Linked DNA regions of Homo sapiens: all the other regions are linked to region 2. A link is a loop called in an ENCODE intact Hi-C map of the cell type or tissue named here. Cell type or tissue: CD4-positive, alpha-beta T cell. All regions are shown on one strand. Links, peaks and the distances in the headings refer to the core of each region. The heading gives the core; the rest is flanking DNA.

Region 1 (7,712 bases), core at 2,306-6,305, 140 kb after region 2:
ACAGTCATGGCAGGGCAGCATGAGCAAAGTAGAGAGACAGGCGGCCACCTAGCCCGTGGGAGCCCTGGAGACTGGTGGGTCTCGCAGTAAGACTGGCTACCGCCCGGCTGCAACATCTGGGCTTAATGCTAATGTTAACAGTGGCAGCCATGGCACCTGACGGAGCCCTCCCTGCCCACTAGAGGCGGCATCCTCTCCCGTTAATTCTCACCACCAGCCTCTTAAGCAGATTCTATCATTTCAATTGTGGAAACTAAGGCAAGGTCATCCCAATGGAGCCTGCAAAGTCTACACCTGACACCCAGCATGTCCCCAAACTACATCCTCCCAGGAGCTGGCAGTGTCCACCCATACACATCTGAGATGCCAGGAGCTGGCAGTGCCCACCTGCACACAGGCAGGAGGAGAAGGGGATACTTTCTGCAGAAGTCCACTTAGAGGCCAGCTTTACTCTGGAGTCAGTCTCTCCATGGGGACATGAGTGTGACAAAGAATCTGGAGTGAGATTCACCTGCAGACTACGAGGGGACTCATCCTAAAATGAGTTTCCTCCTTTCTCAGGGGTTAACCTGGCACAGCTGACCAAAAGGAGGTGCCTGATAAAGATGGAGTCCAGGGGAACAGCAGCCAAGGGTCCCCCCAAAGTCCTCCACACCAGGAGGGCTGTGAGCACCTGGCAGCTCTGCATCTCGGTGACAGCAGCAGCGGCTGGGAAGCCTCATCCCTCCCTCCTGCAAAAGCTGAGGCAGGTTTTTGGGAAGATGGGGGACCCAGATGAGTGATGCTGCCTCCCTCCAACAGGGAGAGCCACAGGGAGATGGAGACAGGGGCTGGAAGGCCCAGACAGACACACGTCACCCACCATTAACCGTAGCTACACTGACGCATGCCCTGTTGTAGGCACTGCTCCCCATGTGTCCACTCAGGAGAGGAGCACGTACTCTGGTTGTCATTAATCTGCTGGTGGTCCAAACCCCTCAGGCCCCTCACTGCTTCTGCCCACCCTCAGAGGAAGGGAGACGCTGGCCAACACCATCGCTGGAGCAGAGCTGGGCTAAGAGGGTGCAGTCAGGTGGGCCAGCTCAGCCGGGTGCTCCACCCAGCACTCAGCCAGGACTCCACAGAGGAGGGGACAGAGAAACCTGGGGGCACTGGAGAACAGGGCACAGAGGCCCAGCAGAGAGGACAAAAGAGGCGGGCAGGGAAGGATAGGTACAGCTCGATGAAAGACCTGAAGAAGGGGGACAGGGGAAGAGGGAGGGAAAGACACAAGGGGAGGCAAAGCAGTGAGGGCTGCCCCTCAGCCGGCGGTGGTGGCCTGATGCTGGGGAGGGCATAACTGGAAAAAGGAGGCAGGTGAAAGGTGTGCTCGGACTCAGGTCCCCCACACCCAGCCGGACAAGTGCACATACATGTGCATACATGTGTGCAAACATGTAGCCTCCTCCTTGTTTGAAACTCTGATCCAGGTCCAGGTAAGGTGAGACAGCCCAACCCCCCCACCCCCCGCCCAAAAAAAAACCCTGAAGCCCTGTCCTCCCTTCAGCAGTAACCCCTCTGCCCTTCTCAATCCAGCAGCAGCCTTGGTCCATTTTGCCTGGTGGGCAGAGAGCCATGCTGCCAGAGCGATTGCAGAAATCATAGCTAGCAGACCCCAAACCCACACTTGCTTAAAATCCAGCAGCTTGTGAAGCTGGGCCCCTGTGCACTGGCAGACACTAATGAGAAAATGACTTGCTCATCAGGGGCCTTCCCCACTGAGGGGTTGTCACTCCAGTGCCATGAAGCTGGGTTCCACTCTCCTCCTTGGAAATCCACCTGTATCAAAGTGTCATCCCAGCCTGGCCACACTGACCCAGCAGAAGGTTCTGGGAGGTCACCCATCCCTGAGCAGCCCCACAGAACCTTCTGGCCCGAACAACAGCCTAAACCTTTCTTACCAGTTCAACAAAAGCACCAATTCCACTGGCCATGGTCATGTGTGGGCCCCTTCCTCCCTCCAAGGATCAATGTGCATCCTCGTCTGCGGGACCAGGGCAGCTGAAGGGCACTGGCTGTCACAGCAAACCCTCTGTGTTGTTGTACCATTAGTCACCTCCCCCTGGACCCTCAGAGCGGCACAGCCCCCACCCCACCCCCACCCTCATTCTCTAATTACAGTTTGCAAGACATGTCCCAAACCCCCAAATTAGCTCCAACTATATCGACAACAGCGTCCAGCTGGAAGTGTGTCGCTGCCGTCACACCCGCCTCGCCATCTTCTGGCTGGGGACAGAGGGATAGGTGCCTACTCTGGTCAGGTTCTCACATCGGCCTTCTAGAGGAGACTCGTGCAGGCCCAGAAGCCATCTGACCAACTGCACGTTGCAGGGAAAGGGAGTGAGGTCGGGAGAGGTGGAAAGAGACATCCACTTAAACCTTCACTCAAGGAGCTATGAAACGGCTAAGAAAAAAATAATTGTGGCTTGGCTCGTGCTTGGCTTTGAGGAAGAAAGAACAACAAAAAAATAATGCTTTTGCTTTTTTTAAGCACTATGATTGAAGTCCATTTCCATCACGGCAAATGAAAGACAATAACGCATCCACCAGCCCTGAACTTCCATTCGATTCTTTTCTCCCTGGGCAACCCCCAAACACACATGTGAAAAATCCAGACGGTTGACAGAGGACACGTCCGTGCGGCACTTGTAATTTGCCAACTGATCACCTGCCTGAGCACAGCCAGGCTGTGCAATGAGAGAGACGACAAGACGGAGAGAGAGACCCAGAGAGGCGGTTTTCCTGAGTTTGTTTTTCCCTCATCTTAGAGAGCCTACGAACTGGAGTCGGCAGGTTTTGTGGCAGAACCAGGGGCTCTTACCCTTGGGCAGAGCTGGTTTAAATGACGCAGAGCCAGCCTCTCCCTTTCCCCGAGGCCAGACCCTTCCCCTTGGCCACCAGCAGCCCGACGACTCATGCCCCAGTCTCCAGGCCAGGACACTGGTGAAGGAGTCCAGGGACAGGTGGCTCCTCAGACCCGGAGACAGATAACAGAAGCAAGGTGGTCACCGTGCCCCAAAGGGGGTCTGGGCACTGACATAGGGCTGAAGCACAGTGTCAGGAAACTGATACGTCCTAAAGGCCACATGCACTGAACATCCACTCCCAGCCCCAGACACATCTGGCTAAGCTCACCCGTAGGAGGCAGCCCGAGTTTGCTGGCTCTTGGGGAGGAGGAGAAGGCTCAGAAGGACCAAAAAACCTGCGGAGGCTGGCAGAGCCAGGAGAAGCTATTACTCTGTTGGCAGCAGCAGCAGGCGCAGGCAGGGGTCCTTCCCACCATTCACCTTCTGCCCGGACCCCAACGCCTTCACCTCCCAACTGGGCTCTCCAGGGTACTCTCTCCTCAGGTGGAGGGGGGCCAAGAACAGGGGACACTGCCTCTGTGGCACTGGCCACAGCAAGAAGGTGCTCGCATCATCAGCATACAGCTCCCCACTAAAGGAAAAGGCCCTTGAAGGCAGGTGTGGAGATGTCCCTCACCTCTGGCTGTAAAGCGCCGGATTCCCACCAGGGAGGGAACGTGGGGCAGATGCGCGGCTCCAACTCCGCCGGACAGGGGTCGCTGGCCGCCCCTCTCACCCAACCCGGGTTTCCCTCTCACCGGGTCAGCGGCAGGGGAATCAGCTGACAAGCTCGGACCGCCCCCCCCCAACTCCTCCCGGGGCTTGAAGATCTTGCCTTGCCTCATTCGGGGGATTTGGGGGAAGCAGGGGCACCGCGGGGAAGTTTCGCGACGCAGCCAGAGCGCCGGGACCGCGGCTGCCAGCCTTCGGGGCTTGGGGCCGTCGCCCCCGGGCGCAGCGGGCAGCCGGACCCAGCGCCTCTGCCCTGGCGCGGAGCGCAGGGAAGGAGTAGCGCGGACCGGGGGCAGAGCGGGGCGCAAGGCTCGGCCGGGGTCTCGCGGCCGGCCGAGGCCACTTACGTGTGCTGCTGGGGGAAGCTGTAGGCAGAGGCGCCGGGGGCGGCGAGCAGCGGTAGAAGCGGCAGCAGCAGCCACAGCGGGCGCGGGGGCCCGGACGTCGGGCGCCGGGTGCCGGGGCCAGGGTGGGGGCCGCAGCCGGGCCAGGGGCGCGCAGTCCGCGCTGGGCCGGGCCGAGAGGCGCCGCAGGTCCGAGCCGGCACCGCCATGTTTCCATTCAAGATGCGGCGCCGCGGGGAGGGGGGGCAGTGGCGGCGGCGGCGGCGGCGGCGGGGTTGGGGGGGCGCGGGCGGCGGGCGGTAACTCGGCCTCTCCTCCGCCGCCGCCTTCTCCGCGAGGGGCCTCCGGGGCTGCACGGGCCGCAGCGCCTCTGCGGGCTGCGCGCTGCTATCTCCCTGCAGCGCTGGCTCCAAGCGCTCTGAGCGCCCGGCCCGGGACCTGCGCTCAAATAGCAGCCGCCGCCAACCTGCCGGCACCGCCCTCTTCTCTCCCTCCCTCCCTCTCTCTTCCCGGGCTGGCCCGCCCCCGCGCGCCCCCGCCGCGGCCACGCGCCCACCCGTGCCCGCGCGCCTCTCGTCCCCGCGCAGCCCGAATCCTGCCCTACTGGCTCGGGCGTCCTGCGCCCCAGCTGCTACCCGAGCGCCCCGGGTGCGCCCCCGCCCCCACACCTCAGACCCTGCCGCTCCTCCCCACCCCACCCGCGGGAAGAGTCCCGGGCCCCGCGGCCCAAGGCAGGAGCATATGTGACCCTTTTGGGGGCTCGACCTTCAACAGGCTTAAGGCCTAGAGTCACAGGTTTAATGGTGGAGTGACAGCTTCAGCGGAGACCAGAAAAGGAGGCATGCTGAACTTACAGCCCCCGTGGCTCTAGCTATCTTTAAGATTTCTCTCTGTCGGGGGCTTGCACGCCCGGCTGCTGGCAGAAAGGGCCTGGACCTCCTGGTTCCCTAAGCGGAAACCTGGGCACGGCTGTACGGTTGTGGGGGGCTGGGGACGGCAGGATGCAGCCCTCTGCAGCCACTCGCTTCGCTTCCCTGGGCTGAACAGGCACTGTGTGCAGGCCTGTCCCAAGCCCCAGTTCCCGGAGTTTGCACAGCCTCTGTTTAGATTCTTCCAGAGCCAGGAAGCTCATCTCTGCACAACCCAGTCCTTTCTGTCCTGGAGGCCCCTGGCTCTTCCCTGCTGTGGGCAGAAGACTGGGGCTGGTGTCAACCTTGACTCCACAGCTTGTGGCCCTTTCAGAGCCTCAGTGTCCTCGCTTGTGAATGCTTGTGTGGGTGCCCACTCCCATTTCCAGGATGAAGTGAGAATGGGGAGAATCTCTTGGTAAACTGAAGCATTCACAATGAGGGGAGACCATCCCTAGGATTCTACTGAAGTTACCCTGGAACCCAGCTCTGCCTCTGGTGCAGATAGGATGAGAGAATGCTCCCCACCAACTTGACACAGGGCAGGACCCCCTCAGCAATAACTGCCCACAGACCTGGCCTATCACGAGGAATGAGGGATAGTAACCAGCTGGGCAGGATGGTTCGGAAATGTCCAGATGCCCCACCTCATGGTATCAGTGGCTCTCCTATCACCCACTCACAAGTCAGCCCAAGGAGGGCTTGCAGTTGAAAGGGAATAGTAGCCCCTGGACTGAAAAGGGTAGGGGTAGGGGCTGGAAATAGGGCCTAGGACAGCCTTCCCTTGCTGCCTAGTCCTGCCTTGGCTTCTCCAATCCCAGCAAACCAGGGCTTGACAGGGAACAGTTTCCTTCATTTCTTGAAGTGTCCTCCTCCCTTGACCTGAATGAGCCTTCAGGGGCCAGACAGGTTTGCCAGCAGATCCCAAACCATGAGACCCCAAAAAAAGTATCAGAGGAAGGCAACGCAGGGGCCAGGGGCCTGGTGGACAGGTGGGACCTGATGGACTATGGGAGACGATAGTCCAGCTCTTTGGGGGGACAAGCAGGGTCCTCACTGAGCCAGTTGCCCCCCTGCCACCTCTGGACACAATGGGAGGGCAGGGGGGCAGGGGTCCTGCTCAGGAGTCGACAAGCGTGAGCTCAACAGCTGCCTTCCCAGCCCTGCCTGCTGAGACCTGTTCCCAGCATCTCTGTCTTCCTCATGCCCAAGGTAGGGCTGGCCTGTGATATCCTCTCTTACCTGTTTGCTGGACATATAATACCTGTGCCCATGGCCCCAGGGGACCATCATAAAGGACATCATTCCTCTTGGGTGCCCTGTCGGGGGTGGGCGCCTTCCCAAGGCAGACTCTGCAGTGGCCTGAGAAATGTGAGGGCCAGCCTCCCTGCCCTCCAACACCAGGGTAGCAACGCTATCCCCAAAGTGCCCAGGCCGTCAGGCACATGAAGTCAGTCTAGGTACAGTGGGTGGGTTTTGGCAGTTGGGTATTTCAGTTCTAGCCTCCACAGATGTGCATCTAATTGAGGCTGCTGGCACCAAGGGAAAGGCGGGAGATTTTGGTTGACAGGCCGTTAAAGGAAGACAAATAAGGAGGGGGGGGGTAATTAAGAGTAAACAAGTGGTAAGTGTTTACGAATTATAACTTTTGAGGCTTACAACATCCTCAGCCCTCTTGGTGGCTGGCTACAGCCACACGTTAAGATCTTGGGAGAAAAATTTGAGCCTTCCCAAGGAATAGGGGGACTTCCATGGCAGGCACATTGGTAAATGTGGGGCTGCCCACCTGGCCCAAGTTGCCTGTGCTGGAAGACGTAGGGTGGCAGGGGCAGGTGAAGCTACCCTGACAGGGGGCCTGGTAGGTGCCAGTTCTGCATGGGAGGTCAGCTCAGCAGGTCAGAAGAGACTGATAGAGCCATAGGGAGAAACTACTATGTGCCAAGCAGGCCATGGGCTCAGTTGTGCCACTCGAGGCCCGTCCCAAGCCCCAGCTCCCGGGGTTTGCACAGCCTCTATTTAGATTCTTCCAGAGCCAGGAAGGTCATCTCTGCACACCCTAGTCCTTTCTGTCCTGGAGGCCCCTGGCTCTTCCCTGCTGTGGGGAGAATACTGGGGCTGGTGTCAACCTTGACTCCACAGCTTGTGGCCCTTTCAGAGGAAGCCCATCAGGAACATCCAGGACGCCTGTGGTGGCAAGATTTTCACCCTAGCCTGCCCCGCGCCCAGTCTCACCTTTTACCAACAGGCTGGACAGCTCCTTATTCAGAGAAAACTCCTGCCTCGGGCTTTACTCCTGCAGTTCCTCCTGCCTGGAACACCCTCTTTTACCTCTACCATTTGAACTCAAGATATTTATGAGCCCATTAATACCACTTATACCAGGAAGCCTTCCTGGGGTACTACCACCCCCAACTGGATGGGCCTCCTCCTCTTGGTCCTGTCCCTCCTGCTTCCTGCCCCGGCCAGTAGTATGCTGTGGCCTCTGCCTTGGGTTCAGAAACACACCTGCACTCTGGCCTCTTTTTTTTGAGACAGTGTCTCACTCTGTCGCCAGGCTGAAGTGCAATGGCATGATCTCGGCTCACTGCAACCTCCAACTCCCTGGTTCAAGTGATTCTCCTGCCTCAGCCTCCTCAGTAACTGGGATTACAGGCACGTGCCACCGCACCCAGCTAATTTTTGTATTTTCAGTAGAGACGGGGTTTCGCCATCTTGGCCAAGATGGTCTTGAACTCCTGACTTCATGATCCGCCCGCCTTGGCCTCCCAAAGTGCTGGGATTACAGGCATGAGCCACCACGCCCAGCCCATTCTGGACTCTTGTCGAGCGGAGCCCTGAGGCTC
Region 2 (7,712 bases), core at 1,423-5,422:
TCAGGGCTTCCTGGGCCGTAGGGACACTGGCCAGGTGCTCACTCATAGCTCCCGGCAGAGGCCCTGTCAGGCCCTGGTGGTCTGACCAGACTGCCAGATCCACCTCCCCACTAAACCAGCATCTCTGATCTGTCTTCTTCCCTCCAGGGTCCTGGCTTTCAGGCTCTGGGAGGGTGTTTGTTTTGCTTGTATTTTTTTTTTTTCTGAGACAAGAGTCTCGCTCGGTCATCCAGGCTGGGGTGCGGTGGCGCAATCTTGGCTCACTGCAACCTCCGTCTCCTGGGGTCAAGCAATTATCCTGCCTCAGCCTCCTAAGTAGCTGGGATTACAGGCGCATGCCACCATGCCTGGCTAATTTTTTTGTATTTTTAGTAGAGACGGGGTTTCACCATGTTGGCCAGGCTGGTCTCAAACTCCTGACCTCAAGTGATCTGCCCGCCTCGGCCTCCCAAAATGCTAGATTACAGGCATGAGCCACCGCACCCAGCCTGTCTTGCTTGTTTTTAAAAGACAGCTTTTTGAGATGTTATGAGACAATGTATGTCAAGGGCCTGGCACCTATTATAACTGGTGGAAGCAAGTGCCATGCCCTGTGGTTGACAGGGACCTGGGCTACCATGGTCTTCACCCCCTGCAGAGCACTAAGTGGGACTCTGAGGTCTTGGCCAACTGTCTTCATAGCTACCCAGTCCTCACCCCCAAGCTGATACAGTGGATGGGAACCATTTGAAGTGAAAATATGAACATTATTTAATAACTGATCTTCTGTAATAAACCATTTGAAAATATTTTACAAGGAATCACACACACGATATTTTACAAAGTTTCTTGACTTTTTTGTCGCTGTTGTTTTTCCAACTTGTCTGTACAAAATAGAACAACAAAAAAAGGGCAGAGAAAAGGAAATGGCCCCCCAGTCCCCCAGCCCAAGGTGAGGGGCAGCCAGGTCGGGTGGGTAATGAGAAGGATTAGACCCAGCTGGGGGTTAGACAGCTACCTGATGGGGATTGTTTTGTCTGTTTTTCTGTTTTTTAAACTTAAAATATATATTTTTCTGTATATGTTTATATTCTCCATTGAGCACCTGACTACACTACAGTTACACGCACGCCCCCGAAGGACACAGCTGGCATCCAGGCCGGGTGCACATGGACACCCACCCTGGCACCAGCAGTGGGCATGGACCACACACACACACTGAGAAAGCGACAAGCAACATGACATTAATTAACGAAGCCATTAATTAATGCATCACCCTCCCCCTCCTCCCAGTCCATCTGAGCCCCATCACTATATCCCCTTGCCCTCAGTTCCCCACTGGCCCCCAGGCTGGGATGCCTTTGGGGGAAATGACCAGAATGAATGGTGTGAAGAGCTGTGCCCAGTCCCCACCTGTGTGTGTGTGTGTGTGTGTGTGTTCAGCAAGGGAGGGACAGTTTGGCCTCCTGCAAGCAGGGAGTGTGTGTGTAGGGGTGGGAAGGAGATAGGGAGTGGGCACAGGCCTGAGTGTGTAAGGGCCAGATTGGCGGAAGGATGGCCCAGCCAGGAGAGACAAAGTCACCCCTGCTAAGGCAAAGGGTGATGTCTGGTGGGGGTTCCTCTGCCGAAAGGTGCAGGCAGTGGCATGTGGTCCCACTGGGGGCCTGACACTAGTGAGAAATGGTTACAATGAGCACCTGGAGAGGTGAGGGGGCACTTGGAGGACACTGGTGGCTAGGGGTGGGACAGAGGGTTCTTCACCCCCTGCCCCAGCATTTGGCACTGTTTGACATTCAGCTTTAGAAATGGGAGGACCAGCCAGGCTGCAGCTCAGATTAGAGGCAGGTGGTGAGCAGGAGATGGAGTGTGCAGGTGCCAACCCTCCCACCAACCCCTCGCCCTGTGTAAGGCTTTGTAAGCCCCTACACCCACCCCACCCCATAGTGTGTGTGTTTGTGCGTGTGCCCAGTGGGGTATGTCGAATGTGAGTCCAGTTTCCATCCTCAATGTTCCAGGTGTATATGGGGTAGTGTCTGAACTGGTATCACTGTGACTATCCTGACACCTGGTGGGCTTGGGGATGTGGCTGTAGGCCTGAAAGGGGCAGGAGCCCATGGGGGCTGCCCCAGAGCCTCTCTCCTGCTAGGATTTAAGCTGGGAGGCACAGGCTTCAAACTGGCCATCTCACCTTCCTCCACTATTCTCACAGAAACCAAGTTTGGGCTTGGGTGGGGCAGAGAGGCCGGGTCAGCTGAGGCAGGGTCCCCCCCAACATAGGCAGCCTCCAGGAAGGGCGGCAGCAGAGGCCTGGTTTTGGCACCAGTGCGTGTGGCCTCCCTGTCCCATCCCACTGGGGGGAGCCCAGCAGGCAAGAAGGGTCTGGGGACACTTGAACAGTTCGGAGGTGAGATGTGATTTGGGTGCCAAACACCTGCGGCGTCCCGCTTTGGGACTCCCCATCCCAAGGCGCAGACCAGACTCTCAGGGCCTGGCCAGCTCAGGTCCTTCAGTGAGGGAGGGACGAGGCTCTAAGGCGGGGAGTGTGGGGCAGGAGGGTGGGAAAGGCGAAGAGGCCGGGTGAGGTGGGAGTGGAGGTGGGGTGGGGCAGGGTGCTCAGAGGCGGCGAGAGGCGTGGACGAGGACTTGAGGCTGCGGCCGGGGCGGCAGGCCCAGGAGGAGCAGCAGTTGCAGGGAGACCAGGACGCCCAGCGACGGCGGGAAGGAGGCCCCGCGGCCACAGTCTGAGGTATCTTCCTGCGGGGAGAGACAAGGAGCTGGTCGGCCTGGGCGGGCGCAAGGCCGCGGGATTTCGGGTCCACCGCCCCCTCTCCTCACTGTCGCGTTGTAGTCGAAGCAGATGTGCGGGCCTCTCCGGTATCGCGGTCTCTGCACTAGCTCACACTGCTCCGGGCCGTCCGCTGGGCATGGGTGGGGAGTCAAGGAGGCGGACGGCGGCGGCGGCACGGAGGGGGCGCGCGGGGCAGAGGGGGAGCGGGCGGCGGGGAGGGCGGGGGCAGGATACAGTGCGTCTCCTTCTGCAGCAGCCGGCCAGCCTCGCACTGGCTGCACAGCGGCTTCTCGGCCACCACAAAGAGAAGATTGGTGTTGGTCAGTCTCTGCGCGTGGAACAGCCTGCGGGCAGCCCGGAAAGGCGGGGCGTTGAGTTTGCCCCGCCCTGACCCACCCCCATCCTGCGGCCCCGCCCCCGGCCGCTCGGAGGCCCCGCCCCTTCCATCCTCCCGAGCGTCTCGCCCCGCTCACAGGTTCCGCCCTTGGCCTCTGGTCCCGCCCCACTGCCAGCACCTGGAGCAGTTTCCGCAGTCGATGATGGCGTTGTAGGAGGCGTTTACCGAGCCGAAGTAGTACTGGGTCTGTTTCATGACGCAGCTGCTCTCGCGCGTCTCGGGGCTCCCCTCGGCCTCCGCGGGGTCTGCGAGGGCCCAGAGCGCCTCAGCTCCGCCCACAGACCCTGGCAAGGTCTCCGGCCTCCCTCAGTCGTAGACCCCACCCTCCCCATGGAGTCGTCTTAGCTCAGATTGGGGACCCGGACTTGAGGAGGCGCCTCCAAAGCCCTACCTACCTGCTTGGAACCAGCTGTGGTAGATGAGGCCGTAGAGAAGCTGCTGGAACAGGGACCTGCAGCGCACGGGGAGCCGAGTGCAGGTGGTCAGCAGAGGACGATGCCATGCCCTACTTCTCTTCTGAGCCCTCCCGGCCAGGGAGCACCTTCTCTACCCACCTCCCGCTCAGGACTCACCAGGCGGCAGCAGAGGTCCACCAGGCCAGGTTAAGGAAATCTGCAACGGTGGGCTGCAGTGGAGAGAGGGGCGTGGACTGCCACTGCTGCCCCTCGCCCTAGGTCACCCCCAGCTTTATCAAATGTCAGAGGTAGGGGGTCATCTGTGGGCAGGTCTCCCAGTCCCCCCCATCTCCAGTCCAGGCATCTCTGGGGACTCACCACAAAGACACCCCGGGGTGCAGCACCCAGGTTGCCAGGGGGCTGAGGGGCACAGGCTGCCTGATAGTCATAGGACTCCTTGCGGGTGTAGAAGGAGTTATTGTAGAGTGCCAGCATCAGGTTGGCATCCACCTCACTGAAGAACCTGCCCACCTGAGGATGTCAGGAGAAAGCCATGGTCACAGGGCTGGCAGTGCTACACCCCTAGAAGGCTCAAATCCCTACTCTCTTCTTTCACTCTCTTCCTGATCCTCACCTGGTCCCACTGATGGTTCTGGTTTGACAGCACCAGGAATCCTCCATCATCAATGAGGACACAGAGTAAGTCCTAGGAGGAAGGGAATGGGGAGGAAAATGGAGAGGGGCTGGGCCCCGGACCTTCCACCGCAGGCAGTCCAGTGGTTCAGAGTTGGGGGGCATCACTCCCCCAGTCCTGGGAAGGCTGTGAAGTCAGGGTGGGGATGTTGAGACCCACAGGCCAAGGGATGTGCTGGGAGTCGCGGCTGGGACTAGGAAGTCTGGAAGTGGGGTAAGCTAGGGTCCAGGGTAGGTTCAGGGCACACACACCTCATTGTTAACCTCGCAGTCCATCTCACAGTGGCTGTTGGGGCCGCACTGCTGGGCAGAGAGTGAGGACCGTAAGCCACCCACCAGTTTTCCTCCCTCCCATCACCTTTCATACATCCGGTTCCCCAGGCCATCTGCAGCTGGCCCTGCCTCCATGTAGGTGTTGGAGCCACTGAGTGGAGGGTTGGTGGGGGTTCCAGGGGACTCCAGGAAGGGCACTGCTGGGTTACTGCCCCCGCCCCTGCCCAAATACCTTCTGAGGCTGGTCTTGGTGGGTACGGTTGCTGGCTAGCACCTTGAACTTCTCAGCCCAAGCCTCTAGGTCCAGCTTGACGCCCACCACTTTGGGGGAGAGCAAGGGACCATCAGTGCTACCTGCCCAGGCAGTACCCTGTCCATTGCCTGTTTCCCCACCTCTGTCCCAAACATTCACCTGCTGGCCTCAGTGTGCGCCTGCCTAGGCTGAGCTCCACAGCTGTGCTGACGAGGATGCCCACAGTGTCATTCTCCAGCTCCAGCGGCCTTAACAGGGCTGGGGGTTGGGTGGGGAAGTCAGGAGTGGGGTCTGGCGGCCACACTGACCACTCTATGCTGGGTCCTACAAACCCAGCAGTCCAATCCCGGGATGACTCCAGCCCAAGCACCCAGCACTCAGGACAGTGTTTGGCACAGTCTATCCCTCTTTTCACGTCTGCCCTGGCCTCAGCCAGCCTTGTGTTGGAGAGGGGCCTCAGACAGCAGAGCCCAGTTCTGGCTGAGCAGACAGGGAAGCTGAGGCTCCCTGCCTGCTGCTGGGCACACTGCGGGGACACTCACCATCCTGGTGTGGGGGCTTGAAGACATAACCGTGGTTATCCAGGCTGCGGCGGTAGAAGCTGGCATTGAAGGGCTCAGGGTTCTCTGTCCAGTCCTCAGCTGCCCTGGAGCACCCAAGAGGCAGACTGGTAGGTAAGGGGTGGCTTGTCGGGGACAGTGGTCTCCACAGATGCAAGGAGGCCTCTGGGCAGAACAGATGCAGGTTCCCTGGCAGGGGCAGGGTTTGGGTAGTGGGATAGGTCACTTACTTGTTGGGGAAGACTCGGGTGATGCCACCGTCTGTGGCAGCGAACACGGCCAGTAGGCTGTACCTGGGGGTAGCAGGGGGGTGGGGTCACAGGCCTGCCTTCTGCTGGGCAGGTCCAGGGCCTCTGGGCCCATCCTAGCCTTCTGCCCCCACAGGCTGGGTGATGCCTACGTGTTGAGATCCTGGTCCCTCCACACACGCTCTACCAGCTGCTGCGTGATGCCCGTGTCCAAGATCAGGTTGTGCAGAAGGAAGTTGTTGCCTGGAACAGGAGGGGAGGGGTGGGGGTGGGGGCATCTTCTTGCAGCTCCTTGCCCACCCTCACCCCCACCCTTAAGGCTCCACCAGGAGCCTCCTCCATGACCTGGCCCTGGCCCAGGCCCAGCCCTTAGCTTGTGCCTGCTTATTTCCACACCTGCCCGGCCTCTGGGTTCCTCTGGGCTGGCCCCATGCTGCCTGGGCACTGCCCAGAGCCAGCTGCCCTGCCAGGCACTCACACTGCTTGGAGTCTGGAGTCACTTTCTCCATGAGCTCAATAAAGTTTTTCAGGAACTCGGTGTTGTTGTCTGAGGCATTCAGGTCCTTGCAGTACTCTCTAGGGATGGGGAGGGGCAAGAAGAGTGGGCTTGGGGGGCTGGACAGGGCAATGGGGTCAAGGCTTCCCAACAGGCCCACTTGGCCATTCACTGAGAAGCCTGGGCCTCAGGGAGGGGCACATGGGTTCTTCCTGGCTGCAGCTGCTACATGCCTGGCAGGCTGCTCGGGTCTGAGTCGGGGCAGAGCTGACACAAGAATGAGGGTCTACTTTCTCCATTCGGGCAGCTGCTTTCTCCTGGGCATGGCTCCGCAGAGCCTCCCGTCTCTCCGGTGTAGCTGGACCCAGATAGTGCACCTGAAAGGCCCCAGGAAATGCCTGGCGGCCTGCTCATCCACGTGTATGCCCTAGAGCATTCCCATGGGCACCAGATGGGACCCAAGTACAAGCACTGGCTTTTTGTCAGCCTAAGACCTCACCCTGCCTCTTCCTGGCTGTGTGCCGTTAGGTAACTCACTCACGCTCTCTGACCCTCGCTTTTTTCATCATAGCACAGAGGGTGTCAGAAAGTCAGTGGGAACATGTGGGTCCTCCGACTGGCTGTTCCCTCTGCCTGGAATGCTCCTCCCCTCAAGACCCTCACTGCATTCAGGCTCTGGGTCCAGAGAACATGGGGCTGTGGGGCGTGAGGGGGTCTGCTTGGGGCTTGCTGCCTAGGAAGTCTTGGGAGCAATCCCTCTACCCTGATAGGTGGAGCTCTCTCTCGCTCGACCCCTCATTCATACCTCTGCCACCAGGGACCGCTTCATTGTCCCATATGGCACTAACTGTGGGGCTTTTGAACGTGTGCCACTTCCCCAAGCTGTGGTAGGGCTCATGGCTTGGTAAGGGCACATGGAACTGGGTCTCAGGCCCCACTCTCTCCTTGGCCCCCAGGGCCTTTGTGCAGTGTACAGCCTGCACCTCTGTGCCTAGAGGCCACATTGGACACACCCAGGGTGACACCCACACGACTGTGCTTGAGATACACCAAGTCACTTGCAGTCTCTCCTGTATACACAGTATGCACGTGCACATTTGTGAGGTACTTCATTCACTCACCCTCCACGTATTTATTGAGCTCTTCTGAGCCACAGACACAGAGATGACAAAAACGAATAGGGTCCCTGCCTTCAAGAGAGCTTCCTCAGGGTCATGTGGGCCACATAGGTCTTTTCACACCTTCCCACATTCACTAACACACAGAGCCACCCCCACATTTATGCTCAGACTCTTACATATGTACATGGTGACTCACAAATACACACATCTACAGAGAGAGTCACAGAGAAACTGGGTGCATGCACATACGTGCACACACGAAGGTGAGGCATGTCCAGAGCCCCCGTGTGCTGCCTTCCAGTGCCCCTGGGTCTCTTGTCAGCTGCATCCACCCACCTGCCCTCATCCCAAGCCTGGGTCATGGAAGGGCTTCAGCACCCAGGGGACCCGGCCTCCCCAGACATGGGCCAAAGGCAGACGGTGTGTACATGAGAACGTGTGTGTGCACACTGAGCGTGCACTCCGGGATGGTCCAGGCCTGGGCTTGCTCGGGGCCCCGTCTCCTCATC
Region 3 (6,132 bases), core at 1,610-5,609, 66 kb before region 2:
CACTTGGGTTCCCAAAGCCTCTGTACCTCCCCTGTGCCACATGGATCCTGCTACTGTATGCCTGTTTGTCTAGTTACCCATTGCCTATGTCCCGTCCAGGGCTTGACACACAGTAGGTGCTCAGTGAATGGTAATGAGTGAATGGGGAAGAAAACAGCCACCCTGTCTCCTGAGCCAGGTGGGGGGTAAAGGCAAAGGACAGGCATCCTCCCATCAATGGCCTCAGGGCCAAGGTGGATCTGGAGACTTCTGCAGGGATAAGGGACCTGCAGAAGAGGTGAGAGGTGAGGGTAGGGGGATCAACAAATAAACTGTCACAGCCATACCCAAGAGAGCCTTTATTCAGCCACACTGACGGCTCTGAGCCAGAGCCACCTCCTGGCCCCACTGGTACCCAGGAAACATGCCCAGGTTAAAGCTGCCCCCCAGGGGCTAGGGGCTGAGGTATGGTCAGTGGGCTGAGGCTTGTAGACTGTCGGGGCAGTCTATTGAACCAGAAAGACAGTTCCTTGCCCTGGATGGCCTCAGATGTCTTTTTCCATCCAGAATATGGGGCGCCCCCTCACATTTTGATATTGTGTCTCCAGCAGGCTTTTTGAAGGGGGCCCTGATGGAACTGGGGGTGAGATGGTCAGGCACTCAGGTAGGGGAGGGGGTGGTGGCAATGGAGGTCCCTTGGGACCCCTTGGGGCAGCTTGGGCAGTCAGGTTTGGGGCCTTCCTGGGTGGCCGGGGAGAGGGGGCTGTGGGGAAGGCATTAAGCAGGGTGGCAGGCAGCCGTCTGCTGGTGAAGACCAGGCCCTGCACAGGCTCACCCAGCTGGTAGCCCAGGTGGGTATAGAAGTGCACCTGGTCATGGGTGGTGAGATGCAGCTTGCGGAAGCCCCGGGCCCGAGCAAAGACCTCCAGGCCCTCCATGAGGCGGCGGCCAAAGCCACGGCCCCTCAGGGCCCGGGCCACCACCACTGTCTCCACTAAGAGGCTCTGGGGCTGGTTCAGCACCCGTGACAGGCGGGCATGGCCCACCACAACGGGTGCTGCTTCAAGTGTGGGGTGGGGGCTTAGCAGCATCAGGCAGAGGGGGAAGGCATCTGAGGACTGGCCCAGGGAGTGCAGGCGGGAGGTGCGGCTGCGGGGCCACTGATCATTGATGAGGTCAGCACAAGCATCCAGGAGCTCGGGTCGGCGGTGCACAGGCTCCAGGGTCAACTCAGCCAGGCTAGGAGCTGGGGTCTCCTCTGGCTGGTGTTCAGGATCCAGGGTAAGCTCAGTTGGACCAGGATTGAAGGTCATCTCTGGTTGGCATGTGGAATCCAGGGGCAGCTTTGGCTGGCACGCAGGATCCAGAGTCAGCTCAGCTGGGCTGGTACTCAGGATCAGCTCCATCCGGTGTGTAGGGTCTAGTGTAGGGGTCAGCTTGGCTGGGCCAGGGCTCAGAGTCAGCTCTTGCCTATGCACAGGATCCAGGTTCAGCTGAGTCAGGCTGGGAGCCAAGGTCACCTGCTGCTAGGTTGCAGGTGGCTCAGTGCCAGGCTGGAGGTTAAGACCCCAGTCTCCAGGCAGTAGCATCTCTTCAGACCACAGTGGCTCTCCTCCTGTAGATAACAGCCATGCTGGGCTGTGCCAGGAGGGAGGGTGGGGTTGGAGCAGGGAAGGGCTGACAGAGTGCAGGGGGGACCATGCATACTGGAACTGGGGAGTGGTGGGCTGCACTTTGTCCCACACTCACCTGATAGCACAGGTGACCTGGAAGAGACCCATCCCCTATAGAGCAGGGCAGATAGATCCAGGTGTCTACCCCACATTGGAGGGAGGCTGGGAGTGATGGATGAGCTGCTTAAGGCTGGGGCAGAACCTAGGAGTCCTGGCCCCAGCCTGCTCTGGCTACAAATTTGTCCTCCTCAGGACCTCCCCTCACAGGGGGTCTGTAACCACCAGGTCTATAAAACAGCCGACCCAATCTACTTGCTGGCCTTCTGTCTTCCAGTAGTCCTCCTAGTCCACCACTAGGGCATGGGATAGAAGATGCAAAGCAGACACTATACCCCCTGCTCAAACCTACCCAAGGTTCCCTCCATAGGAAAAACTGCCCGGGAGTCTTCCTGTCCCTTTCTTCTCCCTATGTTCCGAGTCTCCTCCAGCTCCCAGCCTTTTCAACTACCTGGGCTATGCCCACTGCCTTAGTGGATCCTGGGGCCCCACTCATGCACCCATCAGGCTGAGCTTTGGCCTGTCTTGACTGCCTTCCCCACCTGGAGCCCATGGCCCCCTTCCCAACTCTGCCCATCTCAGGACACTTTGGATATAGACCCAACTGTCTCCTCAGATGGGGCCCCAGCAGCACCAGCACTGGGCCTGGCCCACAGTCACACAGCAGTATTGCCTCTGCAGGCTTGGTTCCCCACTGGCTTGAGTTTCGCAGGCACCCTAGATAAGGACCACAGCTTCCTTCCTATATCCACAGGGTGTCCAACGGTCACCAGGTTGGGGGCCCAGACCTCCTGTGCCCAAACCCTACTGTTTTCCCATCTTAACCAAGGTCCTGCCGTCCGGCAGGTCTATGCTGGGGGTTTTCTAGTCGTGGGCGGGCAGCTGAGCCCCCTCCTTCTACTCACCTGCTCCAGAGGGGGCCTCCTGGCTCCCCTTACCTCTCCTGAGCTTGAGGCCAATTAAACACTGGTCAGTAACAGGCACCCCCCTCCCCTCACCTCCCACACCATTCACAGGGCTGTAAGCCCCTCACCTGCATCAGCCACCTCTGCAGCAGCCGCACCCTTTGGTCTAGAGGGAGGAAGCCCCAGGATCCGCCCCTAGGGCTGAGCCCGGGGCTTCCCCGCGGCCTTAACCCCTTCAGTGCCGACCCCACCCACTGTGGGCGGGGCTCCGGGGTCCTCAGAGAGTGGCTTCTCCGTCTCTCCCGGGCCTCGGTTTCCCCCTCCCTCCTAGTGGGTCACAGGCTGTGGAGCTTTTGGGAATGAGGACTTCGAGAGCTCGACTCTGTGGGCAGGTGTGGCTCGGCATGGTCTGGAAACGAACGACTGACGCGGGGAGGGCGTGCAGGGTGGCATGGCCACTTGGGGACCGCACGCGCGGGGTGGACCTACAGGCAGCAAATGGGAAGGGTGCGGTACTGACATGTTGATGCTGGCCTCTGGGATGTTCCGCGTCCTAGCTCCGCACAGCTGGGTATCTCACTCAGTCGCCACCTCGGACTCCTCGGTCCGACAACGTTGGCCCCCAGCGGTGCGGCGGATGTTCTGCAGCCGTCGCGTCCTGCGGCACGCCACGGCGTTCTAAGGCCTCCCAGCACCCGCGCGTCGCCGCTTAGAACCCGCCCCTGGTTTGCGCGTCACAACACCCGCCAGGCGCCGACTCAGTCTCTACCCTGGCTCCGCCCCTGCTGAGCCCCACCCCATCTCCATTTGAGTCCGCCTCCTCCCCACCCGGCCCCATACAGGCCCCTCCTCCTTCTCCTTGCGTCACAGCTTAGGTCCCGCCTCGATTTGGCTTCTTCCAGGCCCTGCCCCAGCCCAGCACGTCACTTCAGCCAGGCGCAGGCCCCGCCTCCAGCTGGCTCTGCCTCCGCCAGCCCCGCCCCAGGCTCTGACAAGTCTAGCTTCGGTTCCCGCCGGCCTCCTGCCCCAGGACAGCTTGGAAACGGTCCGATCAGGTGGGGCTTCCTCTTGAAATTTGGGCCCCACCCTGGGAAGCAGCCGCCCTTAGACTGACGTCAGATCTGGTGAGAGTGACAAGCCTTTCCTGTGCCCTTTGGATACCGGGGCCTGGACATTTTAGGCGCTCAGTAAACAGCTAAGTAAATCATGACTGCTTTATTTGCTGGACTGGTGCCTCTCAGCAGATTCAGGGGTCGTGCAGGGCTGGTTACCACAAACTCAGTAGGAGTGCAAGGGCTGTACCCCCGGAGCTAGACAGCCTGGGTTTGAATCTCAACTTCTCCCTTTTCTTGCTGTGCAACCTTGGGCAACGTGCTTACTCTCAATGTGAGTGACTCAGTTTCCTCATAGCCTCATTGTGAGGAATGAATAAGTCCACATAAAACGCTTAGCACGGGGATTGGCAAAGAGTAGGCACTCAGTGAATGTCAGCCTTTGTGATTGCTGCAGTTCAAAGACTGGCTCAGTGTCTCTGGAGGAATTGTCTATGACCTTGCCAAGTAGATGCATATGGACATGGAATGAATGGTGTCTGCTGTGGTTCTAACTCCTTATGCCACTATTCCAGTCTGTAAGTATGCATGTGTGTGCAGGGAATATGCCTGTGACAGTGGCTGAGTGTACTCTTTACTGTGACCATGACTTGTATGACTGTGCATGTATTTGAGGAAGCCCTGGCCAGACCCAGAGTGCATTAGGTTCTCAATATGTGCAACTCAGTGTGTGGCCAATCACCACATGCTCTTCCGCTCACACCACGGTGCCTGCCAGCCAGGGTAGCATCGACATTTGAACTCCACAGCCATCTGTGCCTGATCTTCAAGTGAGAGGGCACCCCGCAGGCTCAGGGGCCCACCACCAGGCGTGAGCTGGATGGAGAAACTGGCAGGGTTAAGGAGGAGGAGGGCTTTGGGGTGGCTGGTGCGGCGGACACAGCGGCCATGGCCGGAGCACAGGGCTTGACTGCAGAGAAGGGCCCCACTGGTCACGTTCAGGATGAAGGGCCCCAGTGTAGTGTCCATATACTCCTTGATGGCCTGACATGATTCCTAGGTGGGAAGGGAGGATAGCGTCAGGGACACCATGGCCATGTATGGACCCACCCAGGGCACTGAGGCACTCACCTGCTGGTCAGCCAGGACTTTGCAGGTAGAAAGGGTAAGTCAGGGTCTACCCCGTCAGCTTAATGGCCCCACCCCTCCCCCACCCCCACCCTCATGCCAGGCCTAAGCTCACCTTGGTTCTTGTATTTTCCCAGCTCACCCAGAGCACCACTCCAGCTGCCCCCTGGGCCGCACTCTCCCCCAGGCTGTGCTCCAGCTCATCCTGGGAAGGAGACAGCACAGCTCTGTGGGGCCTCCTTCCCACCATGTGGCAGACTGCTGGAACACCATTAGATGGGACAAATAATTCATAACCTTCACCTGGGGCTGCTCTGGCCATGGGACCAGAGGCAAACTGCTTCCTCCTCTAGCCTATGAATTCCATGCAGACAGGGACTACATCATTCCAATAAATGTTGAATTGCCTGTGCCTGGCACAGAACTTGGCACCAAGTGCACACTCAATGGATGTGCCCATGCGCCAGGCGCGGTGGCTCATACCTGTAATCCCAGCACTTTGGGAGGCTGAGGTGGGAGGATCACCTGAAGTCAGGAGTTCGAGACCAGCCTGGCCAACATGGTGAAACCCCATTTCTACTAAAAATACAAAAATTAGCCAGACATGTTGATGGCATGCCTGTAATCCCAACTACTTGGGAGGCTGAGGCAGGAGAATCACTTGAATCCGGAAGGTGGAGGGTGCAGGAGCTGAGATCTTGCCCCTGCACTCCAGCCTGGGTGACAGAGCAAGACTCCGTCTCAAAAAAAAAAAAAAAAAAAGGATGAATGAATGGATGAAAATGTCCCAAGGTTGGGGGCCGGGCGCGGTGGCTCACGCCTGTAATCCCAGCACTTTGGGAGGCCGAGGCGGATGGATCACGAGGTCAGGAGATTGAGACCATCCTGGCTAACACAGTGAAACCCTGACTCTACTAAAAAATACAAAAAATTAGCTGGGTGTGGTGGCGGGCGCCTGTATCCCAGCTACTCGGAGGCTGAGGCAGGAGAATGGCATGAACCCGGGAGGCAGAGCTTGCAGTGAGCCAAGATCGTGCCACTGCACTCCAGCCTGGGTGACAGAGTGAGACTCTGTCTCAAAAAAAAAAAAACGAAGAAAATGTCCCAAAGCTAAAGTACCCCAAGGCTGGACCTAATATCTGACAAGGCAGGTTGACAAGGTGGGCAGGTTACAGAAGACTCACCAGGGGCAGAAAGTGGTTTGTCGTGTCATAGAAGATCTGGACATAGGGCAGCACCGGCAGATTGGGGTCACCAGCAGCCACAGCCACACGGAATGCCTCGGCCACACGGTGTTGCACATACATCTGTGACTTCCCTGTGCCCTCCAGCACTGCG
Region 4 (7,712 bases), core at 1,544-5,543, 180 kb after region 2:
GGGAGGACGGGGGAGGAGAGGATGAAGGAAGGAAAGGCAGGAAAGGGAAAGAAGCAGGGGAAGCAGGGGGAGGAAGAAAAGAGGGAGACAGGCAGATAGGAGGGCAGGCTGACTGGGAGTGGGGAGGAGGAGAGGGAAAGGAGGAGGAAGGTGAAGAGAGGAGAGGAAGAGGGAGCGGAGGAGCCCGGGAGACGGGGGTGGGGAGGGGGGAGAGGACATACCAACCTGACCTGCGGGGAGGCTGGAGGGAGGGGGAGCCCGGGCCACAGGGGAGTTGACGATGGCTGCAGGAGACAGATAAGGTTGGGGAGAAAGGCGCAGTCACTGATGGGAGGGCAGGGATTAGGGGCTCAAGGGCCTGTCCTGGGCCTGTGGGTGGAAACCCAGGAAGAAGGGCGGCTGCCCTAGTGAGATGGGAGAAGGGAGGAGGAAGCTCTCGCTTCAGGGTACCGCTGTGCCCTTGTTGAGCCAGGAGAAAGGCCTCCCACACCTACCCATCTCCACTGCACAGTGAGCTGTCTAAGCAGACCCAGGCCTCTGGACCTGGGCAGGGTCAGGAGGGACAAGACAGATTCCCTGAGCTCAGGGCTCTCCTCCAATCAAAGAAGACAAGTTACAACCCATCCTCCACGAGCCTGGAATGATAACACCTCAACAGACATGCATGTCAGCTCACGGAGGCAACAGGGACTATCCCTGCCCTGCTGGAGCCTGGCCCATTGCGCACGTGTGTCCTTTGCAGCCGTGTCCTCACACGTGCTTGGCCACATGTGGTCTCTCAGATTCCCACACTCGGCTTGGTGCCTGTAGCCTCTCACCTGGGGCAGGTAAAGACAGGCCCACACCAGCCTGTGTGGCATGCTGTCATTCTCAGAGGCAGATTTTGGGGACACCCCCATTCTCCCCCTCCAGGGCAGGACAGTGGCCTCTCACGGAGGCCCATGGCCCGTGGGCCTTGGGCTTGAGACAGGCCTGAGGCTCCCCGAGCCTGCACTGGTCATGTGGCTGGGCCTGGGGAACCAAGTCCGTCCTGGCCAGAAGAATATAGCTCTGTGTGGGTAGGGGTGGAACCCTGGCCTTGTTCACCATGCTGAGCCCAGTGCCCAACACATGGTAGGCCTGCAGTGGGCAGTCGCAGATGTCTGGGGTGGATTAACCCTGATGTGTTAGAAGCTGGGTCTTCTGGGGGCTTGGAGGGAAGGGGTCGCTCCTCTAAGCCCCTGCAGACTGTGCAGGGGCTGCCTGATTTGGCCTCCTCCTGGGGAGTCCAGCTGATGAGACTGAGAGTGGAGGAAGGGCTGCCCAGTGTCAACCTCATGGAATGGAGACAGCACCTGCTGGCCGAGGGCCTGGCTGCTGGGAGCAGTTGATGGAGATAAATGATTCCTGTCTGAGGTGGAGGTCAGGGCCTGGCAAGGCAGCCTTGGGCCTGAGGGATGGCTCTGGGCTGGGCCAGGGAGTCAAGGAGACCTCTTGCAGTGGATCTTCCTGGGCAGCTGGGACCCAACTCTCCGTAGCCTATGGGGGCCATCCGCCCACCCCACCCTCCCTGACGCAGGGGCTGAGAGTATCAGCAGAGGTCGGCTGGCTCTGCCCTGTCTCAGGTTGGAAAGCTGAGCCCTGCCAGGCCCTCAATTGCACTGTGGGTCAAGCCTCCGCCAGAGCAAGGAGTGGTGGGTTTTCCCCATTTGTCAAGTGGACCAAGAAAGACCTCAGGGCAAGGACTAGGCTGCTGGAAAGGCCTGGTCCCAGACCTTGTTCATTTCTTCATTCATTCATTCCCACATCTGCCCCTGCTGTCCTTTCTGGCCTCTCCACGCAGTAAGGCCAGGCCCTCCCCTCTGCCCTGGCATTTCCTTGCCCATGCCGCTCCCCTCCTGCCACATCAGCTTCCTGCTGTTTCCCCAAGAATCTTCTGGACCTTTGCTTTTGCTGTTTTTTTCCCCTCATCTGGAACCCTTCTGTCCCAGATCCCTGCATGGCCAGCAACTCTTGACATTCAGGTCTCAGCCAGTGCTGAAGGTGCCCTCCCTCCTTGATCGCCATCAGAATCTGCCCCCTCCATTTTTATTCCCATGCAGTCCTGGTTGGTTTCCTCCAGAGCCTGAAAATGCCTTGTTTTGTTGACACACCTGTTTATTATCTATCTCCCCTTAGCACTGGGGAGCCCCAAAGAGGAGGCACCTCACCAAGCCTTGCATAGGAACCGAGGTCCCAGCTGCTTTCCCCACCCATCCATGAGTGCCTGAGTCCCCATGGTCATTCAGGTCAGCATAAGGCAGGCCCTGGTCATGGACAGGAAACAAGAGGAGTGTTTCCAGGGCAACAGGCTGCCCATCTCTGAGGGACTCCATGTAAAGGCTTATGGGTTTGGATCTAGGCTCTCAGAGGGGGTTCAGATGGCCAGGACCCAAGGACCTTGCACACCCAGAAAGCAGGTTCCTTGAGCCCTGCCTGGGCTGGCCCCTGTGGCTGGAACCCAGAGGGGGGTGCATGTAGATATTAGCAAGTCAGGGCACCTCCACCCCCAATGATGGAGACAAATGAGAGGGGTATGGAGCTGTAGTGGACTATGAGGAGGTTGGTGCAGCCTTATTGATGCAGGGGTTGTGAATGGGGACAAGATGGGGCAGAGGAGGGCACAATATGTTGGGAGAATCCATAAACCCTCCTGGACACCGCCCTCTGTGGGGAGGAGGGGAGGTGTGCTCCACAGGTGTGTGTGGGGTGGTGGGGGGGGTAGCTCTGGGGCCCAGCTCAGCTCAGCCCATGGGAGGCCAGTGCCAGAGCCTTTACCACCACCCTGGTGCTGAGCCCTGGGTGGGTAACCAGGCAGGGGCAGTGGAGGAGCCAGCCAGGTCCTGGCTCCTCTTCTCTCCCTCTACACTCCCTGCCTCCTTGGGCTCCAGGAAGGGTCCTCTCTGGTTGACATCTGAGAATTAGTGGGCCTGGTCAGTGTGGGCATCTCAGGGGGCCTAGACCCTGAGGCTCACCCTAGTAGCATCCAGTCTGTTCCTCCAGCTCAGCTACTGCCCCAGCAGCTTCTACAGGGGTGGGGCTAGGAAGGGAGCCAGGGCCACAGGCCCCTCATTCCTCTGAGATTGAAGGGGTTCCTGTGCCTGGGGGAGTGGGGGGGCATGACCCCATCTTTCCTCAACTCTTTGGAGGACCTCAGAGTCTCTTTGGAGGTTAAATCCACAGCTCCAAGGAGGGGATGGAGTGAGGCAGAGTAGGGCTTGCACTGCTGCCACCTGGTGGCTGAAAGACGTAAAGCACCTAAAACACCTGCTATTCCAGTTCCCAGAAGGAATTGGAGAAGGCAGTGGAGGGAAGGATGCTCCTGAGGGAGCAGAGGCACAGGGAGGTAGAATATGCACTCCTTGCTCCAGGTCAGCATCCTGGCCTGCAACCTTTGCCCTCACTCAGCTTGGTTCAGAGCCTCCCCAGGTGCCATCAGACATTTGCCCACCATAGCCTTCCAGAATGCTAGCAAGGCCAATCTAGCATCAGGGATGCCTGTCTGGCCTCTACTATACTAAGGGGAACAGAGGGCCCAAATGACATCCAGGGGCACACACAATGGGTCTTGGTGTATGGAAGAGAGGGAAGAGTGGGATCTGGGAGGCAGGCAGGGAGAAGGTGGAGCTGGGAGGTGGGTGCGGCCTAGCCGGGCCCTGCCTGCCCTGTCCTCGCCTTACTCACAAATGCTGCTGGTCTTCTTCTTGCAGGACCTGGATTGAGTCCCATGAGGCTCTCCTCCACACCCCATTGTCACCTACTTGTGTCATAATACACCACCCCTAGTTCCAGAGCAGGGGCAGGGGTGGGGGGAAGAGGGGAGGCTTGCTCAGGAACCCCCAGCAGAGGGCCCTCAGGAAGGAATATAGTTCCTTTCTACACCTCAAGCTCAAGATTATGGCATGGGGCCAGGCACGGTGGCTCACACCTGTAATCCCAACACTTTGGGAGACCAAGGCAGGTGGGTTGCTTAAGCCTACGGGTTGGAGACCAGCCCGGGAAACATGACAAGACCCCATCTCTCCAAATAAATTTTTTAAATATTAGCCAGGCACGGTGTTGCATGCCTGTAGCTCCAGCTGCTCAGGAGGCTGAGGTGGGAGTATCGCTTGAGCAGGGGAGGTCAAAGCTGTAGTAAGCCGAGATTGCGCCACCGCACTCCAACCTGGGGTGATAAAGTGAAACCCTGTCTAAAAAAAAAAAAAGAAAAGAAAAAAAAAGATTATGTCAAAGTCACAAAGTCTACTGAAGGAATTGTGATGTGGCAGGCAAAGTTAAAATTGGGTACAAAAATGGACTGCTCCTGGAATCCAAGGGAAAAGTCAAGTGCAGTTCCTCCCATGGACCTTTACCTCCTTTTCCTCAACCTCCAGGAGGTAAATCCCACCCAGCTCACCCTGTCCTACTGGGGATGGTGTCCTGACAAAGTTTGCCCCTTTCCACCCACCAGGCAACAGGATGTGCTATTTCCCCTGTCATACACTTCCTAAAGTCTCAACAACTCAGTCAAGCATAACCTCTGGGAAAATATGGTGTTGAAATCACTGGATGATAATCTGGGGGTGGAAATCCACTTGGACCCCTACCTCACACCTTAAAACAAAAACCAGTTCTAGCTGGATCAAAGGTAGGGGGACTAAAGAATGAAGAAAAAATCTCTAGGCAAAAACAAAGGTTTGATTTGGTCTAGCCTTTTCTAAATATAACAAAAAACACAAAAGCCGTAAGAGAAAACATGGATACACCTGACTCCACAAAAACCAAACATTTCTACACGGAAAAAAGTAATAGCCAGGCGCGGTGGCTCACACTTGTAATCCTAGCACTTTAGGAGGCCGAGGCGGGTGGAACACAAGATCAGGAGTTCGAGACCAGCCTGGCCAACACAGTGAAACCCCATCTCTACTAAAAATACAAAAATTAGCTGGGTGTGGTGGCGAGTGCTTGTAATCCCAGCTACTCGGGAGGCTGAAGCAAGAGAATCGCTTGAACCTGGGAAGCAGAGGTTGCAGTGAGCCGAGATCATGCCATTGCACTCCAGCATAGGCAACAGAGCTAGATTCCATCTCAAAATAAATAAATAAATAAAAGTTTAAAGACAAACAACAAGTTAAGGAAAAAAATGCAAATTTCATAATATATAAAGGGTCCTTATAAATTGATAAGGAGAGGACCAAGAATCCCATTGAGAAATGGGGCAAACAAGATGAACATACAGTTCACACAAAAGGAAATCCAAAAGTCTCAACCACTGAACCCATGCTTACCCTCATTTCTTTAAGAGAGATGCAAATTATATAGGCAAAGCCATGAAAGATTGATGCACTTGCTGGTGACCATGGGGAAAATCAGAAACTTAGAGTTGCTCATTGGAATGTAATCTGTGCAGCCTTCATGAAAGCAATTTGGCAATATCTATCAAAATTAAAAATGCATAGACTATTTGACCTAGCACTGCCCACTTCTAGGAATTTATTTTACAAACTGACACGCATGTGAAATTATGCCCAAGGTGTTCACTGCATGATGTTTCTAAGAGTAATCGATTGGAAACAGCCTACTCCAGGAAGCCTGGCTGAGTGGATAGGGAGCTTCCTCACCATATATACTCTGCAATTACTGGAACCAATAAGGGGGAGGCAGAGCCACACGTAGGGCCATAAGGACAAGGTATAGTATATGTATTGGATGGTGACCTCATGTTTTTTAAAAGGAAGAAGGGTAAGTGTTCCCAAACACTGCCAATGTCCCCAAGGCCTCTTGGCCCCATCTCCCAGGAAGCTGAGCTGCACAGGTGGCATTCGTCTGGCTCTGCCCTCTGGCGTCCAGTTGGATCTGGACAATGGAGTCCCCCAGGAGTTTAGCAGGCAGGATGGGGAGGTTGTGTTTATTCCCTTGGCCCTTTCCAGTCCACCCTTCACTTGATTTTTCTGACCCAGAGATCTGGTCACATCTCTCCCTGTTCAAAACACTCTGTGGCTCCCCATTGTCCTCTGGATGGAGGTCAGGAGGTCAGATCCTCACCACTGCTTTTTTTTTTTTTTTTTTTTTTTTGAGGCAGAGTCTCGCTCTGTCACCCAGGCTGGAGTGCAGTGGCGTGATCTTGGCTTACTGCAACCTCTGCCTCCCAGGTTCAAGCTATACTTATGCCTCAGCCTCTCGAGTAGCTGCGACCACAGGCATGTGCCACCACGCCCTGCTAATTTTTTCATATTTTTAGTAGAGATAGGGTTTCACCATGTTGGCGAGGCTGGTCTCGAACTCCTGACCTTAAGTGATCTGCCCACCTCGGCCTCCCAAAGTGCTGGGATTACAGGCGTGAACTGCTGTGCCTGGTCCCCACCACTGCTTTTGAGGGTCTGCTTCTGTTGGCCACCCATCCTGTAGACTCCCTAACCTTTCCCAGGTTCCTGGTCTCAGCCCAGTTCCCACCATCTGCAACCCTCCTCCTGCCCCCTTTGAGGGGACAGTCTCAAAGGACCTCCTTGTCCTCCCCTGGCTGCTGTGCTCCTGCCCTCAGTGTCAGCCCCTAGTGTGGTGCCTGTCCTGAGACTGGGCTCTACCAGGGTGCTGAAAGCAGGAAGCCCATCCCCCACCCCACCCAGGTGCTCCTGGAATGCAGAGGTTGGCTAAATGCACAGAGGTTCTCCAGGGCTCTTGGCCCTGAAGCCCTCCGGGTTTGTGCTGTGTTGCACAGCCCAGCTCTGGCCCTTCCAGACTTTGGGAAGAAGGTGCCCTGCTTGACTCACCTCTGGGAGGCTGGACCAAAAGAATCAGGGAGGACCCAGGACACTGGCTCCTGGCCCACCAGGACGCAAGGCTCAGGGCACTGGCAGGAACAGCTGTTGGTCGAGGCAGGGTAGGGAGGGGACTGTATGTAATCAGTAAGAAACCATGTTTTTAAAAAATAACTCTGCTGTCAGTAGTGGTGAAACAATATAATAAATATGAGAAATAAATCTCGTTACCATGTAATGAGCTGCCTTATTAATGTGTTAAACTTGTAAGAAATGCTTAAGTGTTTAATTGGCAACTAATGAGGGTGCCAATTAGGGATCATTATACATTTCTTTAAAACTCCTAATTGGCAGGGGGGCATTTCAATCAATGCCATAGGGCTGACTCCACGGGGACCCCGTCCCGGCAGTGCATCTGGTGGTTGTACCTGTAGGGCTACACATCTGGTGGCTAGCCCCATTGGAGACCACAACAAGGCCAGGGCCACCTGGGTTGGACCCGGCCGCAAACCCCACTGGGCACCAGGACTCAGTTTCTCCTCTGCCACTAAATCCTGCTGTCGATCAAAGCCCGCCTGAAATGGTGCCTGTCAGGAGGCTGCACAGTCCGTCTCACCAGATGGAAGGACTTGACCTGTTCCAAGGCATCAGGAGGCTGTGAACTCACTTAGGACCAGGACGGTGGTTCTCCACCAGTGCCCAGCTCCCCCAGGAGCCTGGAGGAAAAGTCACCAGGGGGCTGAGCGAAGGCTGAGCTGGGGCTGGGGCCACAGTGTGGGTAGTGAGTTCCTGCAGCTAGAGACAGGCTGAGAAACAATGCTAAGGTGCATCCTGGGGCACCCTTGGGGCCTCCCCAGAGGCAGGACCTGGGTCTCTATCTCAGCTAAATCCTGGGCTCCTTTGCATGCAGCCCCTGGCCCAAGGCTGCTTCAGGGCCAGGCAATGGGACTCAGAGTG

Evidence for each region. Peaks named below come from ENCODE experiments on the same cell type or tissue, not always from the same donor. Only the 100,000 strongest peaks of a DNase experiment are listed, where the experiment ranks them.
Region 1: it touches region 2 in a loop (2.3-fold over the local background); 7 of 110 quality-filtered maps call a loop at or near these places.
Region 3: a loop joins it to region 2, with 13 times the contacts of the local background. A loop is called at or near these places in 11 of 110 quality-filtered maps.
Region 4: a loop joins it to region 2, with 4 times the contacts of the local background. A loop is called at or near these places in 41 of 110 quality-filtered maps.

Annotation. Positions count from the first base shown.
Region 1 is chr3:50,499,254-50,506,965 of GRCh38, forward strand. CACNA2D2 (calcium voltage-gated channel auxiliary subunit alpha2delta 2) reads right to left here and starts at 4,381. Exons shown (of 38, transcript NM_006030.4): 1 at 3,965-4,381. The coding sequence starts at 4,170. RefSeq lists enhancers at 4,492-5,000, 5,001-5,509. In CD4-positive, alpha-beta T cell, for the core only: no CTCF peak of the experiment used is centred there; DNase peaks (open chromatin) are centred at 3,878 and 4,418; H3K4me3 peaks cover 1,046 bases; H3K27me3 peaks cover 917 bases.
Region 2 is chr3:50,362,074-50,369,785 of GRCh38, forward strand. It overlaps CACNA2D2 (calcium voltage-gated channel auxiliary subunit alpha2delta 2), which reads right to left. Exons shown (of 38, transcript NM_006030.4): 24 at 6,065-6,162; 25 at 5,739-5,829; 26 at 5,569-5,631; 27 at 5,321-5,424; 28 at 4,938-5,036; 29 at 4,758-4,846; 30 at 4,505-4,552; 31 at 4,194-4,265; 32 at 3,938-4,090; 33 at 3,737-3,789; 34 at 3,560-3,615; 35 at 3,283-3,409; 36 at 3,002-3,111; 37 at 2,815-2,897; 1 more. The coding sequence ends at 2,593. LOC127898564 (CYB561D2-LOC101928965) reads left to right here. Exons shown (of 5, transcript NR_183066.1): 4 at 4,224-4,258; 5 at 5,723-6,124. LOC101928965 (a long non-coding RNA gene) reads left to right here and starts at 3,290. Exons shown (of 4, transcript NR_183065.1): 1 at 3,290-3,642; 2 at 4,224-4,258; 3 at 5,364-5,448; 4 at 5,723-6,124. RefSeq lists enhancers at 2,495-3,076, 3,077-3,660 and a silencer at 2,924-3,173. In CD4-positive, alpha-beta T cell, for the core only: no CTCF peak of the experiment used is centred there; a DNase peak (open chromatin) is centred at 3,278; H3K4me3 peaks cover 1,896 bases; H3K27ac peaks cover 543 bases.
Region 3 is chr3:50,296,079-50,302,210 of GRCh38, forward strand. HYAL3 (hyaluronidase 3) reads right to left here and starts at 3,327. Exons shown (of 4, transcript NM_003549.4): 1 at 3,135-3,327. NAA80 (N-alpha-acetyltransferase 80, NatH catalytic subunit) reads right to left here and starts at 3,327. Exons shown (of 2, transcript NM_001200016.2): 1 at 3,135-3,327; 2 at 324-1,594. The coding sequence starts at 1,385. The coding sequence ends at 525. It overlaps HYAL1 (hyaluronidase 1), which reads right to left. Exons shown (of 4, transcript NM_033159.4): 2 at 5,979-6,132; 3 at 4,910-4,999; 4 at 3,815-4,722. The coding sequence ends at 4,405. RefSeq lists an enhancer at 2,921-3,060. In CD4-positive, alpha-beta T cell, for the core only: a CTCF peak has its summit at 3,165; DNase peaks (open chromatin) are centred at 2,833, 3,423 and 4,393; H3K4me3 peaks cover 2,379 bases; H3K27ac peaks cover 2,536 bases.
Region 4 is chr3:50,539,373-50,547,084 of GRCh38, forward strand. LOC105377083 (a long non-coding RNA gene) reads right to left here and starts at 284. Exons shown (of 3, transcript XR_940833.2): 1 at 226-284. RefSeq lists an enhancer at 82-758. In CD4-positive, alpha-beta T cell, for the core only: CTCF peaks have their summits at 3,250 (motif pointing left) and 3,457; a DNase peak (open chromatin) is centred at 3,249; H3K27me3 peaks cover 190 bases.